Regions from separate parts of the Homo sapiens genome. Here region 1 is linked to region 2. A link is an interaction called in ENCODE POLR2A ChIA-PET data of the cell type or tissue named here. Cell type or tissue: PC-9. All regions are shown on one strand.

Region 1 (4,000 bases), 670 kb before region 2:
TCTTAACCATCCTGTATTCTACCCACTCTATGCTATGCCCGGTCACTGATGCACCTGTATGGTAGCTCATGGCCCCCTTAGAGCTTAGAACCTAGGTTTCATTTCCTGCTCTACAGCTATATAATTTAACAATTTTCCTCTCGAGTTTGTTGGATTCTAACCCTATACATAACAAATCTTATTAATATTACTGCATCTTAAAGGGGGCTGTGATGTCTTCAGTCCCTAGAAACATTAAACAACCTATAAACAAAGGACCATATGAGGGTAAACAGAATCCAAATTTCTATACGCTTTAAAACGCTGAGGCAATGTACTGAGAAACACACCTAAGAAACTGCAACCAATCTACTGTCGACAAAAATTTAGACGCTGTCGACAAAAATTTAGACACTGTCTCTTCAAAATAAGCTATCTGGTGGTACTTATCCATATTCCCACATGTATCAACAGTATTTTACATGTCATAAACTTAAAAATAATTTTAAAAGTGTCAAAATTATAGGCCTTAATCCATTTCTGTGGGCTTGAAAAATGATAAAATATACATTTGTTTCTTTATTCAATAAAATGCATAAACTTCTAGTGCAATCACTAAAAAAAGAGTTCATACCAAAGGTTGTAATACTAGGAAAGAGGGCTCAATACTGCAGGTTCTTAAAGACAAAAGTTAATAAAGCCTTGTTTTTGGTTGTGAATCTTGGCCTTAAAACATTATTTGCATGATCCCCGCTTCCTTTTCCTGTTGTAAAGATGTGGTGACAAACCAGGTTTGGTCACGCAGATAATAATCTTGAAAATAGTGGGAGGGAAATAACATGAAGGGAATATAGTTTACCTAATGACCTCCTAAATTGGAACTTATTACCCCCATGCCTCTTGCATATCTCCAGACTAATATGTAAGACAGATGAAACAGCTGTTTGCTACCAATATTTTATTTGATGCTTCTTTTTTTTATTCCTTGAATAACTGCTTACAATGCGTTAACAGGAACAGGAAAGCATATCTATTCAAGTACTAAATAATTATGCAAATCTCTAAGACATAGTAATGGACCAATTATTTTTAAAGTACAACACACTGACAAGTACTTTATTTTTAACTCAGTCTTGGTTTGTTGTTAATGCCATTGCTTGGGAAAAAGCAAACAAAAGCAGGAGGTGGTGAAGGAGAAACAAGAAATAGAGGCAGCAGCATAAGCAAATAAAGAAGAACAAGAAGATGATGATGAGAATAAAAGACTGGAAGAAAGGAAAAACAACACGTGAGGGAATCGGAAGGCCTATTATGATACCTTTTTTCCCCTCCTTGATTCATGAAATTTGAAAAAGTTCAAGACTTTTTCACAACAACAACAACAACAACAACAATAAAGAGCAAAAAGATACACAGTCACCCCTAAATTTTGTTAAGATTGCGATAATGCTCCACTCACACCTGGCTCAGGTGCCAGCAGAAGGATGGGACCCTCCAGATTCTGCAGGAGAAGGGGGAGGACTCCTCCTTGCCCTGGCGGCACCTCCACTGCTGCCACCGAGGCCGACGGTACAGCACCCACAGCTTCCTACCCACGCCAGGCCAGGTGGCTCCGCAGTGCTCCTACTCCCACTTCCCAGGACCCCCAGACTTGCTGCTGCTGCCACCACTAAGGCCAATGCCAATACAACCACTGCTGCTGTCACCCTCGATGCACCGGCACTCCCTACAAGGCCCCTACTAGCTGGCCACAGCCACAGCCCTGCCACAGGTGGCCACAGCTGGCTGCCCTCCTACCTACTGCTCCAAAGTGCCACCCACCGCAGTGACGCCAGCCGCCACGTCCCAGGCTCCAGGCTCCAGCCTCCACCCTCCAGCGTGTGGCAGGTTGCTCCTCCTTCTGGCACAGAGCAGCTGGGCCAGTAAAGTCAGAAAAGCCTAGAACATGATGCAGGGAGTGGTAACGTTAGAGCCTCACCTTGTCATGGTGGCCACTGGGTGGCAGTGACAGGTTTCAGTGAACTGGAGACTCCAAGGTGGCTGGCTCCCCACCCACAGGAACCGTTGGGCCCACTGGGGCTGCGGCTCCTTGGAGAGCAGGAACAGCAGAACTCAGACCCAGCCACTACTACCCCGCCCAACCCCCGGCCCCTCCTGCGCCCCCACCCCGAGTGCCGGTTTCCATTCCTAACGTCTCCACCCACAGGGCCCTGTCCCCCCATGACGCCTGTGCCCCATGTCTACCCCATGACTGTGCTCAGGAATCCCAGGTTGTCTCAACACAGAGTAAGAGGACGCAGACCCAGGAACCATGACAGGCCCTGCCATGCCCATGATTCCCATGGAAACACTGTGTGCCCGCTGAGCAGTAGGAGGTCTCCTTCTAGAGTCTGGAGCCTGGCTCCTTCCTTGGAGGCCACCGCTGTGGCGGCCACCTCTGCCACTACCAGCAGTGCAGCCCCGATTGCGCCCCTAACCCGCCGCTGACAGTGTAGCCCCCGATAGTGTCCCAAACACCACCCCCCACTCCCAGGGAGTGTAACCCCTGATAGCGCCCCCAACCCGTCCCCACCTCGAACACTGCAGCACCCAATAGAGACCCCAACCCGCCCCCACACTGGGAGAAATAACGCCCGTAACAGTGCCCCAAGCCCCACTCCATCCCCGGGCAGTGCAGCCCTGGATAGCACCCCAACCCGCTCCTGGCTGCAGGCAGTGATGCCCGGAATAGCGCCCCCAAGCCGCTCCCCACCGTGGGCAGTGCAGTTGAGAATACTCACCTACCTGGGCTGCCTTTCTACCACTCCAGCAGCCGTGCAGTCCCTGTCACAGCCACCAGCTTCAGTGAGGCAAGCCAGGGTGCCACAGGCTCCGGCCTCCAGCTTGTGTCAGGAGAAACCACCTTCCCCTCCCCCTGTAGCACCGCACGGAGCTGCTGCAGCTGCTCGTCCGCCATCTTACCACTCCAGCTGCGCTTCAGTCGCTGTCGTCGCAGCCAATGTTCTAATTGGATGAGAGAAAACCTCTAGGCTTATTCTGATTGGACTTTATTATCATGTTCTGATTGGTTAGCCTAAGGCTTACTCTCATCCAATCAGAACATGTAACCCAGGAACCTCGGTATATAAAGCATGCTAAGGGGGAGTCAGGCCATTCCAGACTCTTCTGCTTCTGTCTGCTAAGCTGGTGTGTGCCAGGCTTAGAAGGGGGGAAGGGGCTGGGCATGGTGACTCACCTGTAATTCTGAGGCGGGTGGATCACGAGGTCGAGTTTGAGACTAGCCTGGGCAAGATGGTGAAACCCCCGTCTCTGCTAAACATGCAAAAATTAGCCAGGCGTGGTGCTCCTGTAGTTCCAGCTACTTGAGAGGCTGAGGCAGGACAATCGCTTAAACCCAGGAGGCAGAGGTTGCAGTAAGCCAAGATCGTGCCACTGCACTCTAGCCTAGGTGACAAAGCAAGAATCCATCTAAAAAAAAAAAAAAAAAAAAAAGGAAGGGGGAAAGGAAGAGCCACCTGCTGCATGCTGGAGGCTGTAGCCTGCAGCTCCACAGCTGGGCTTGCTGCAGTGAGTGGCAGTGATGCAGCATGGCAGGAGCGGTAGGATCTGGATGATTTCCAGCTTCATCCATGTCCCTGCAAAGGACATGAACTCATTCTTTATTATGGCTGAATAGTAGTCCATGGTGCATATGTGCTACATTTTCTTTATCCACCAAGCAATAAGATTTATCATCTAGGGGGCCAGTTGCAGTGGCTCAGGCCTGTTAATCCCAGCACTTTGGGAAGCCAAGGCGGGCAGATCACGAGGTCAGGAGTTTGAGACCAGCCTGACCAACGTGCTGAAACCCCGTCTCTACTAAAAATACAAAAAAAAATTAGCCAGGAGTGCTGGCGCACGCCTGTAATCCCAGCTACTCAGGAGGCTGAGGCAGGAGAATCACTTGAACCCAGTAGGTGGAGGTTGCAGTGAGCAGAGATCGAGCCACTGCACTCCAGCCCGGGCAACAGAGGGAGACTCC
Region 2 (4,000 bases):
GTCAGTCAACACTGGGAAGATAACACATCTATTTCTTCCTCCCACTCTAAGCCCACTGTGATATCATCCATTGGAGGCAGGAGCTCTGCGCTGTCCCTTTGCAGCCCCTGGAACTGCAGTGAGCTGTGTGTATTGAGTCAATCCATAAATACCAAGTAATTATATAAATAAAAATTATAGGAGACCCTTGTTTTGGACTAAGCTCCTGCTAGGATCAGCTTAGTCCTAAACAAGGGTCTCCTGGGTGGATCACCTGAGTTCGAGACCAGCCTGACCAACATGGAGAAACCGTTTCTACTAAAAATACAAAAAGAATTAGCCAGGCGTGGTGGCACATGCCTGTAATCCCAGCTACTCAGGAGGCTGAGGCAGGAGAATCGCTTGAACCCGGGAGGCAGAGGTTGCACTCCAGCCTGGGCAACAAAAGCAAAACTTGAAACTCTGCCTCAAAAAAAAAAAAAGAAAAAGAAAAAGAAACAAACAAAAAAAAAACACAGGGGTCTCCTATAATTTTTATCTAACATAACTTTCAAAGCATTTTCATTCTAATACAATTACTCCAAAACAGAGTCACCTCTGGCCTTCCATCAGGAGAGAGATAACAGTCCAACTTCCCAAACAGGCCAGCTTCAGTGGCATGATAATGAAGTTCCCTCTGCCTTTAATCCTTACAACAAAAAGGGACCCGAGGTTAGTCAATCAGTTCTTTTTTCTATTGTTCTGTCTCATTCTTGCCTTAGGAGGAAAGCAACCTTAAAACGACCAATTCACTTTTTCTTTTTTGTTTCTGCTTTCTTTAGCCATTTTGGTCTATAAAACCAACCTCCTCTGCTCAGTTCCCTGGAACATTTATTCCATTTTATGAAAGGAAGTGTTGCCTTATTTGAGAATCACAAAGCCAACTAAGAATTTTTAAATGGGCCAGGCACAGTGGCTCACTCCTGTAATCCCAGCACTTTGGGAGACCAAGGCGGGTGGATCACCTGAGGTCGGGAGTTCAAGGCCAGCCTGACAAATATGGAGAAATCCCGTCTTTACTAAAAATACAAAATTAGCCAGGCGTGGTGGCACATGCCTGTCATCCCAGCTACTCAGGAGGCTGAGGCAGGAGAATAGCTTAAACCCAGGAGGCGGAGGTTGCAGTGAGCCGAGATCACATCACTGCACTCCAGCCTCAGCAACAAGAGCGAAACTCCTTCTCAAAAAAAAAAAAAAAAAAAAAAAAAGGAGCCAGGCACAGTGGCTGATGCCTGTAATCCCAGCACTTTGGGAGGCTGAGGCAGGTGGCCCAGTCTCCACTAAAAATACCAAAATTAACCGGGCATAGTCACACACAAACCCTGTTGGCTAGGCTGGTCTTGCACTCCTGACCTCAAGTAATCTGGGCCAACACTGTAACTGCCCAAGGGGTTCACCTTGCCCACTGCGTAGACAGAGCCAATTCATCAAGACAAGGAACTGCAATAGAGAAAAAGTAATTCATGCAAAGCCAGCTGTGTGGGTGGCTGGAGTTTTATCATTACTCAAATCAGTCTCCCTGAGCATTCGGGGATCAGAGTTTTTAAGGATAACTTGGTGGGTAGAGGGGGAGCCAGTGAGCCAGGAGTGCTGATTGGTCAGAGATGAAATCATAGGGAGTAGAAGCTGTCTTCTAGCACTGAGTCAGTTCCTGGGTGTGGAACACAATGTCAGACAAGCCAGTTTATTGATCTGGGTGGTGCCAGCTGATCCACAAGTGCAGGTCTGTAAAATATCTCAAGCACTGATCTTAGCAGCAGTTTAGGGAGGGTCAGAATCTTGTAGCCTCCAGCTGCATGACTCCTAAACCATTATTTCTAATTCTGTGGCTAATGTTAGCCTAGTCCCCAGGCAAGAAGGAAGTCTGCTTTGAGAAAGGGCTGTTACCATCTTTGTTTAAACTATAAACGGCAAGCAATCCTGGCGAGGTGGCTCACCTCCCAGCACTTTAGGGGGCAGGTGGATTACCTGAGGTCATGAGTTTGAGACCAGCCTGACCAACATGGTGAAACCCCCGTCTCTACTAAAAATACAAAAAAATTAGCTGGGTGTGGTGGTGGGCGCCTGTAATCCCATCTACTCCGGAAGTTAAGGCAGGAGAATCCCTTGAGCCCAGGAGGCAGAGGTTGTGGTGAGCTGAGATCTCACCTAGGTCCTGCCACTGAACTCCAGCCTGGGCAAAAGAACGAAACTTCATCTCAATAAATAAATAAATAAACAAACAAACTACAAACTAAGTTTTTCCCAAAGTTAGTTCAGCCCACATCCAGGAATGAACAAAGGCAGCTTGGCAGTTAGAAGCAAGAAGTAGTCGGTTAAGTTAGATCTCTTTCACTGTCTCAGTCATAATTTTGCCTAGGCAGTTTCAACATGGTGAAACCCCATCTCTACTAAAAATGCAAAAATTAGGCTGGGCACAGTGGCTTACACCTGTAATCCCAGCACTTTGGGAGGCCGAGGACCAAAGTGGATCACCTGAGGTCAGGAGTTCAAGACCAGCCTGGCCAACATGGTGAGACCCCCTCTCTACTAAAAATACAAATTAGCCTGGCATGATGGCAGGCGCCAGTAATCCCAGCTACTCGGGAGGCTGAGGTGGGAGAACTGATTGAACCCAGGAGGTGGAGGTTGCAGTGAGTCGAGATCGCACCATTGCACTCCAGCCTGGGCGACTAAGCAAAACTCCATCTCAAAAAAAAATTAGCTGGCTGGGTGCGGTGGCTCATGCCTGTAATCCCAGCACTCTGGGAGGCTGAGGCGGGCGGATCACGAGATCAGGACATCAAGACCATCCAGGCTAACACAGTGAAACCCAACACAAAAACAAAATCAGCCGGGCGTGGTGGTAGGTGCCTGTAGTCCCAGCTACTCAGGAGGCTGAGGCAGGAGAATGGCGTGAACCTGGGAGGCGGAGGTTGCAGTGAGCCGAGATTGTGCCACTGCACTCCAGCCTGGGCGACAGAGCGAGACTCCGTCTCAAAAAAAAAAAAAAAAAAAAAAATTAGCTGGGCGTGGTGGTACATACCTGTAGTCCCAGCTACTCAGGAGACTAAGGTGGGAGGATGAGTTCCAAAGGCAGAAGTTGCAGTGAGCTGAGACTGCACCACTGTACTCCAGCCTGGGTGACAGAGTGAGATTCTGTATTAAAAAAAGAAAATGGGGCCAGGTGCGGTGGCTCATGCCTGTAATTCCAGCATTTTGGGAGGCCGAGGCAGGAGATCCACCTGAGGTCAGGAGTTCGAGACCAGCCTGACCAACATGGAGAAACCCCATCTCTACTAAAAATACACAATTAGCCGGGCATGGTGGCTCACGCCTGTAATCTCAGCACTTTGGGAGGCCGAGACGGGTGGATCACGAGGTCAGGAGATCGAGACCATGGTGAAACCCCGTCTCTCCTAAAAATACAAAAACTTAGCCGGGCACAGTGGCGGGCGCCTGTAGTCCCAGCTACTCGGGAGGCTGAGGCAGGAGAATCGCTTGAACCGGGAGGCGGAGGTTGTGGTTGCGGTGAGCCGAGATAACGCCCTTGCACTCCAGCCTGGGCAACTGAGCAAAACTCCGTCTCAAAAAAGAAAAAAAGAAAGAAAATGGGCCCACCGCAGTGGTTCATGCCTGTAATCCCAGCACTTTGGGAGGCTAAGGCTGGCCGAGCACTTGAGGTCAGGAGTTCAAGACCAGCAGCCTGGCCAACACAGTGAAACCCCATCTCTACTAAAAATACAAAAATTAGCCAGGCGTGGTGGTGGACTCCTGTAATTCCAAGATAAGGGAGGCTGAGGCAGGATAATCACTTGAACCTAGGAAGAAGAGTTTACACTGAACTGAGATCGTGCCACTGTACTCCAGCCTGGGCAACACAGCAAGACTCTGTTTCAAAAAAAAAAAAATAATGCTTGGGACCAGAGATATTTCTGATTGTGGAATTTTTTGGATTTTGGAATATTTGCATATACATAATGAGATATCTTGGGAATGGGAC

Evidence for each region. ChIA-PET counts read pairs that join two places held together with the same protein. Peaks named below come from ENCODE experiments on the same cell type or tissue, not always from the same donor. Only the 100,000 strongest peaks of a DNase experiment are listed, where the experiment ranks them.
Region 1: POLR2A ChIA-PET joins it to region 2 with 6 read pairs; 1 of 35 experiments calls an interaction of 5 or more read pairs at or near these places.

Annotation. Positions count from the first base shown.
Region 1 is chr10:42,688,776-42,692,775 of GRCh38, forward strand. LINC01518 (long intergenic non-protein coding RNA 1518) reads right to left here and starts at 2,984. Exons shown (of 5, transcript NR_120659.1): 1 at 2,760-2,984; 2 at 1,801-1,917. In PC-9, CTCF peaks have their summits at 1,945 (motif pointing right) and 2,147; DNase peaks (open chromatin) are centred at 1,946 and 3,026; H3K4me3 peaks cover 2,086 bases.
Region 2 is chr10:43,354,434-43,358,433 of GRCh38, forward strand. No RefSeq gene overlaps it. Among named protein-coding and RNA genes, the nearest start is that of FXYD4, 15 kb to the right of the region's middle. RefSeq lists an enhancer at 1,110-1,817. In PC-9, a CTCF peak has its summit at 1,506; a DNase peak (open chromatin) is centred at 1,718; H3K27ac peaks cover 2,606 bases.